Linked DNA regions of Homo sapiens: region 1 is linked to region 2. A link is an interaction called in ENCODE POLR2A ChIA-PET data of the cell type or tissue named here. Cell type or tissue: OCI-LY7. All regions are shown on one strand. Links, peaks and the distances in the headings refer to the core of each region. The heading gives the core; the rest is flanking DNA.

Evidence for each region. Peaks named below come from ENCODE experiments on the same cell type or tissue, not always from the same donor. Only the 100,000 strongest peaks of a DNase experiment are listed, where the experiment ranks them.
Region 1: POLR2A ChIA-PET joins it to region 2 with 12 read pairs; 2 of 35 experiments call an interaction of 5 or more read pairs at or near these places.

What each region holds. Positions count from the first base shown.
Region 1 is chr2:237,057,964-237,060,875 of GRCh38, reverse strand. The region is part of intron 1 of COPS8-DT (COPS8 divergent transcript); the gene reads left to right. LOC105373950 (a long non-coding RNA gene) reads right to left here. Exons shown (of 3, transcript XR_007088140.1): 1 at 1-2,912. Among named protein-coding and RNA genes, the nearest start is that of COPS8-DT, 26 kb to the left of the region's middle. RefSeq lists an enhancer at 1,386-1,495. In OCI-LY7, for the core only: no CTCF peak of the experiment used is centred there; DNase peaks (open chromatin) are centred at 1,575 and 2,275; H3K4me3 peaks cover 2,500 bases; H3K27ac peaks cover 2,500 bases.
Region 2 is chr2:236,999,700-237,002,611 of GRCh38, reverse strand. All of the region lies in intron 1 of COPS8-DT (COPS8 divergent transcript), which reads left to right. Among named protein-coding and RNA genes, the nearest start is that of COPS8-DT, 85 kb to the left of the region's middle. In OCI-LY7, for the core only: no CTCF peak of the experiment used is centred there; no DNase peak of the experiment used is centred there.

The DNA of each region.
Region 1 (2,912 bases), core at 108-2,607, 58 kb before region 2:
AAAACAGCAATATGGACAAAAGATATTTGAGGCTCTCCTGGGCATGCTTTCCCTTTTCTTCTTTTATGTTGTTTTTCTAGTTTGTTTCAGGCAATCTCGCCCTGCATTATTGGAAAGTCTTGTTCAGAACAGTTGGTGTCTTCACAGTGACCGCAAGCACTAATGAATACACACACACACATACACACACCCTGCGATAGGTGGCTTTCTAGATCGATACCCCCACCCCAGGGCACTGAGAGGGGTAAAGTCAGAGCCGGGCAGGGTGTCCTTCAGGATGTGACCCTGTGATTTTGTCCTCTTCCTGAAATTCTCAGGATAGGGAGGATTTCAGTTTGATGCAAATACTCTATTTCTATAACACATATTTTTGCTTTTTTGTACCACACAATCCTCCATCGTCTCTCACTTTCCCCACACACCATTACATGTGTCATTAACTCTCAAGGTCCTGCCAAGACAAGCAGCTCCCCTTCAGCTGTTGAGAGCGATATGGGACTCACCCTGCCCAGCGCATTGCCGTGAGGTGAAGCCCGGGGGACGGGGGCAGAGGTGTGCTGGGAAGGAGCCCAGACCTTGTTAACTTTGCATACAAGAGTGTTTTGTATCCATGTGGAAACTCACATAAGCAGCAACTTATCATAGTTTTTTCCTTCTTATGTCTCTTGGTGTATTGTATATGTGTGAATGTGTGTAAATAAAATGTTAATTTCAGTGCAGTCTGAGATACCCTCACTGAATCCTACCCACCTCTCCCAGCCAGGCTGATTCAAGGGGGCCCTGCCCCGCATCCTTCCTGCTCTACCGGCCATCGCGACGCCACCTTCCATGAGCTCCATTTCCAGGACTGGCCCATCTGGGCATCACAGTCCCAACCACAATGCGTGTTTGGTCCTTGGGGCTTCCTGGATAACTTGGAGCTTTGTGAGAACTCCAAAAGGATTTCTTCTGAAGAACCAAACCCATGTTTCATAGGCGACACGCAGTTTGCTCCTTTCAACATGCACACAAAACACACATGCATGAAACAGCAAATGAGAGCAGCCTCGGCATGATCTGAGAGTCTGCCAGTCCCTTCCTCACCAGAGCAGGGCTCAGAACCATACTCCTCACATCCTCGGATTCTGGGGTGCAGCCCTCAGGGACAGCTTGGGGCTGAGGCCAGAACACAGTTGGCAGGGCCCAGAGCTTCTCCCCTGACCCCACCTAGCACGTGGCTCAGAGCCAGTGGGGCTGGCCAAGGGTTGCTTTTCCAGTATGGTTTGCTCATTTTCTTTTGCTGCTCTTGTTCTCGCTCTCACCTGTACTCTCTGCTCTGTCCCTGCTCCTCAAGGGTTTCAAGATCAAGATGCTTATTGTCGAGAACTGTCTTCCTTTCAAAAATGGCTTACAGTTCTGGCCTCCAAATGCAGGATTTTAGCTACACTGCCACATCATTCAACATTTAAAAAACAAAACAAAAATAGTTCACATTATTATAATTTTTCCATTTGCTAATGGGCAAATGAGGAGGGTCGAAAGTGCAACTGCCTGCAGAACACCTTGACAAAATCTGCAGAGAAAAGGTTTCATTTCTGTTTTTAGTCAGGAACTAGAAAATGCTGTGCCTCATGACTCCTGTAGACGCTCCTTCACCACTGAGCTGGGCTTCGCTTTATAGTGGGCTCATGGGTTCCATTTAAAATATTAACCCTCAGCAGAAACTCAAATTTCAGGTGGATTTAGAGTTTCCTACGGCTGTTGCTTCACATGTCATCTGGAGAAGGCCCCCTGTGCAGTCTTTGCAACTTTCCACAGATAAAGGTGAAAATAATGCAAGAGGAAAACAGATGACGGCCTTTCCCTAAGGCAGAAACTGGGAAGAAGGGAAGCCTGAGAGGAGCAAAAGGACCTGATGCCATGAGTGGCCTCAGTGTGAAATGCGGAGGGCCTCAGTTTGTGTCCCAGCACAGAGACTCTCTACACAAGGTTTTGTTCTTGTTTGTGTTTTTAACTTTTCTCCCATCCCCTGACGGAGACACCTGTGCCTGAGCTCCAGGGGAACTCGGCAGCGCCCATGCTCCATTCCTTGGATGCTTCTGTGAGTTGAGCAGAAAGACTTTCTTCTCATTTCTATCAATCACCTTTCTTTGCTCTCAGCCCACTCACTTCCCCATCTTCTACACCTCACGGAAGCAGGAAGGAGGGGCTGCCGAGGACCCCAGGAATGCGGCCCCAGGAGTCACCATGCAGATGAAGAAGGGAGGCGCCCTCATATTCGGGCAGCCTGGGAACTGGGATGTGTTCCATGCAGTGACAGCTCCCAGCGCTCTGAAGCCATGACAGCGGAGGAGGCAAGGCAAGACCCCTCCTGCAGAACAGCCACCTGCAGGGGAGATCTGGCGAGGAGTAAGAATCGGGTAGATTTACGCCAGGTCCCCTAAGAGCGGTGCAAAGAAATGGATCAAATAGGCAAGCATTTCATCAGGGAAAATGCCTAAGAGAAATGCGGGGGGAAGCTGGGTGCAACTGGAATAGCCTTCAGACTGTGGTGTGAGTCTGACCCCAGTGAAGGAAAGAGGAGGGATGGCTGCGAGGAGGTGGCCCCAGGAAAGTTCTGCAAAGCCACCGGGCATCCTCAACCCTGAACCAGAGGACTCAGCCCAACCTCTCCCCAGAGTGGACCTGCACTGCCTTGCTCAGACACTGGCTGGGAGCAGCCTGTGAGAAATGTGGCTGCATGCAAATATTTAACCGTCAACAAGCCACAGCTGAGGAAACATGGCCACACAACCGTATTAGTCCATTCTCGCACTGTTACAAAAAATACCTGAGACTGGGTAATGTATGAAGGAAAGAGGTTGAATTGGCTCACAGTTCCACAGGCTGTACAGGAAGCGTGGCAACATCTACTTCTGGGGTGACCTGTGGGA
Region 2 (2,912 bases), core at 165-2,664:
TAATCATAGCAGTGCCCATTTGAATCCATATTGAAGCTATTGTTTCAAAACATTAGCCTGGCCCACAGATTGAATTTCAGATTTGGAACCCTTCTGTCACACAAAGCTTTTGATGAAATCAGTTGACTCTTTCTGGAATTATTCTGAAGCAGACCGAAAAGTGAACATGAAATGTCAAGTCATTGGACTGAAACTGAAATCTCATTTTAGTCAATGAAACCAGATGTCATGGCTATCCTGGAAAACCTTGATAAGCTGAACACATAGCGGAGCCTTGGTTACATCTCAAAGAAGGAACCCATGATGAGAAAAGCCAGTCTAAGTGATGGCACACTCCAGCAGCAGCCTGTGCAGGGGAAAACCATGGTGTTTAATCATGGGAATTCACACTTGGTGATGAGCCCGGAGGATGTCTAACCCAGAGCCATGGTGTATGAGGCTGCAAGGGCTACCATAACTCAGTTCCATTGACTGGGTGGCTTAAACCACAGATATTTACTGTCTCTCGGTTCTGGAGGCTGGAAGTCTGAGATCACTGTGTCTGTAGGCTTGGTTCCTTCTGAGACCTCTCTTCTTGGCTTGTAGACAGCCATCTCCTCCATGTACCTTCATGTGGTCTTCTTTCTGTTGAGTCTCTGTCCTAATCACTTCTTCGTATCAAGAGACTGGTCATGTAAATTAGGACTTACATGAATGACCTCATTTTAACCTAATTGCCTCTTTAAATAACCTGTCTCCAAATATGGTCACATTCTGAGGTACTGAGGATTAAGACTTCAGCAGATGAATTTGGGGAGGGCACAGTTCTGCCTATGACACATGGATTTCCTTGTCTCTCCTGGTGCTCCGTGGCCTGTTTGGTTTCTTGCAAGTTCTCTAACCTACAGAATTAAGTGACCTCTGGCTTGTAATGTGTTAATCAAATGGCCAATTGCCCTGATATTATAGTGGGGATGATTCAGTACTTTTCCCAAACTTTGAATCATTAGTGCATGAGACTTCACATTCTTAAGTTCTTTTCCTTTTTTTTGAGACAGAGTCTTGCTCTTTTGCCCAGGCTGGAGCACATTGGCACGATTTCAGCTCATTACAACCTCTGCCTCCCAGGTTCAAGTGATTCTCGTGCTTCAGCCTCCCCAGCAGCTGGGATTACAAGCATGTGCCACCATGCCTAGCTAATTTTTGTATTTTTTAGTAGAGATGGGTTTCACTATGTTGGCCAGGCTGGTCTTGAACTCTTGGCCTCAAGTGATCCACCTGCTTCAGCCTCCCAAAGTGCTGGGATTACAGGTGTGAGCCACCGCACCCATCCGGTTCTTTTCCTTTTCTTTCATTAATAATTACTTTAGGTAGTCTGTAATTTGAATTTACTTATTTTTCAAGGGAGTGTTTCTGAAACACAAGTTTGAGAACTAAATGTTTCTATATTTTGTATAATGTTTTATGGTTTATTAACACATTTTAAATACATATGTTTTGGACTCTGAAAAATAATGCAAACCTTGCCACTTCTGTATCTGTATTGATTTCAATTTCCTGGATTGAAGTGACAATAACATGGAGGGAGTTTTTTTTTTTTTTTTTCATTTTTCACATAGACCCAGAAGACGATGAGCAGGTAGCCCAATTTAACCTTTTGTTTTTTGAATGAAGCTAATAAGATTAAATGTTGGAAAACAAAAGATATTACATTTATTTAATAACAATGCAGGTCTAAAAATCCAGGCCAGTATTAAAAGCTGAGCAAAGAAAAACAACAGGAAAGTCAGGTGGATAAAATTGGCCAACACAGCTATAGACTCCAAAAGAGAGGACCTTGATTTGGAGCAACTAGAAAATGCCACCCTCTGAAAGAGAAGCTCACAGTGACCAATAGAAAATTAATGAGCTCAGGCACCTGTATATATACACCAGGAACTGAGTCATTTGCCAGCGTGCTCAGAGGTTCAGTAGTGTTTCCGGCGGTGTGTGCTGGAGAAGGTCACTTCTGTAAGGTAATACAGGGATTGAGGGTGCCTGAGTATGCAGACCTCTGTATATTGTTCCCCTTTCTTAGAGAGCTGAAATGCTCAATAATGCTTTAAATGCCCTGAGAGGCCCTACAAGGAAAACAAGCAAATCCAGGTTAATTTTATTTAACCTAGTGTTTTCTACAAGGGGTTTGACTCTAGGCCTCTCATTGTAGGACCACATTCACAGGAGGTTAGCGTAAGCCTCTCACATGCATTATCTCATTGAATTCCCTTATAGCGCTACACAATTTGCCACTGTTAGTACCCACATGTGATGAATAATGAAACAGAATCTAACAGCGATGAAATAAACTAACCTCAGGGAACAGTGAGTGCTGGAACCTGGGCTGACTCCCTGCAGCCTGCACAGAGGCTGTGTCCCACACACTCCCCACCCAGGCACACCAGCAGGCTCTTCTGAGCTGCCGCAGGAGCTGCCCAGTTCCCATGAGAGGTCCATCCCCTGGGTGGAGATAGAGAAACTGGGCATTCAGAGCCCAACAGCTCTCAAGTACTGTTCCTCTTAAGGCCACTCCCCAACCCCTCATCCTCTGGTTGGTGCTCACCAGTGGGTCAATGGTAGAAATTTTGTTTTCCAGATTGGTTTATCAACTTTGAGAGAAGAGTGTGCTTTGCAGACTGGCCTCTGTGAATGCATCATCCTCCTCACAATCTGAGCAGGGCTTCACAAGGTCACAAGGGAAGCACTAACTGTGGACGTTCGGGAAGGGTCGTACGTCATCGTGGGGGCTGTCTTGTGCACTGGGGATGCTTGCGAGCATCCCTGGCCTCCACCTACCGGAAGCCAGTAGCACCCCTCACCCTCCCCAACAGGTTGTGGTGACCAAAAATGTCTCCAGCCATTGCCAATGTCCCCTGGGGGGCAGAATTGCCTGGTGA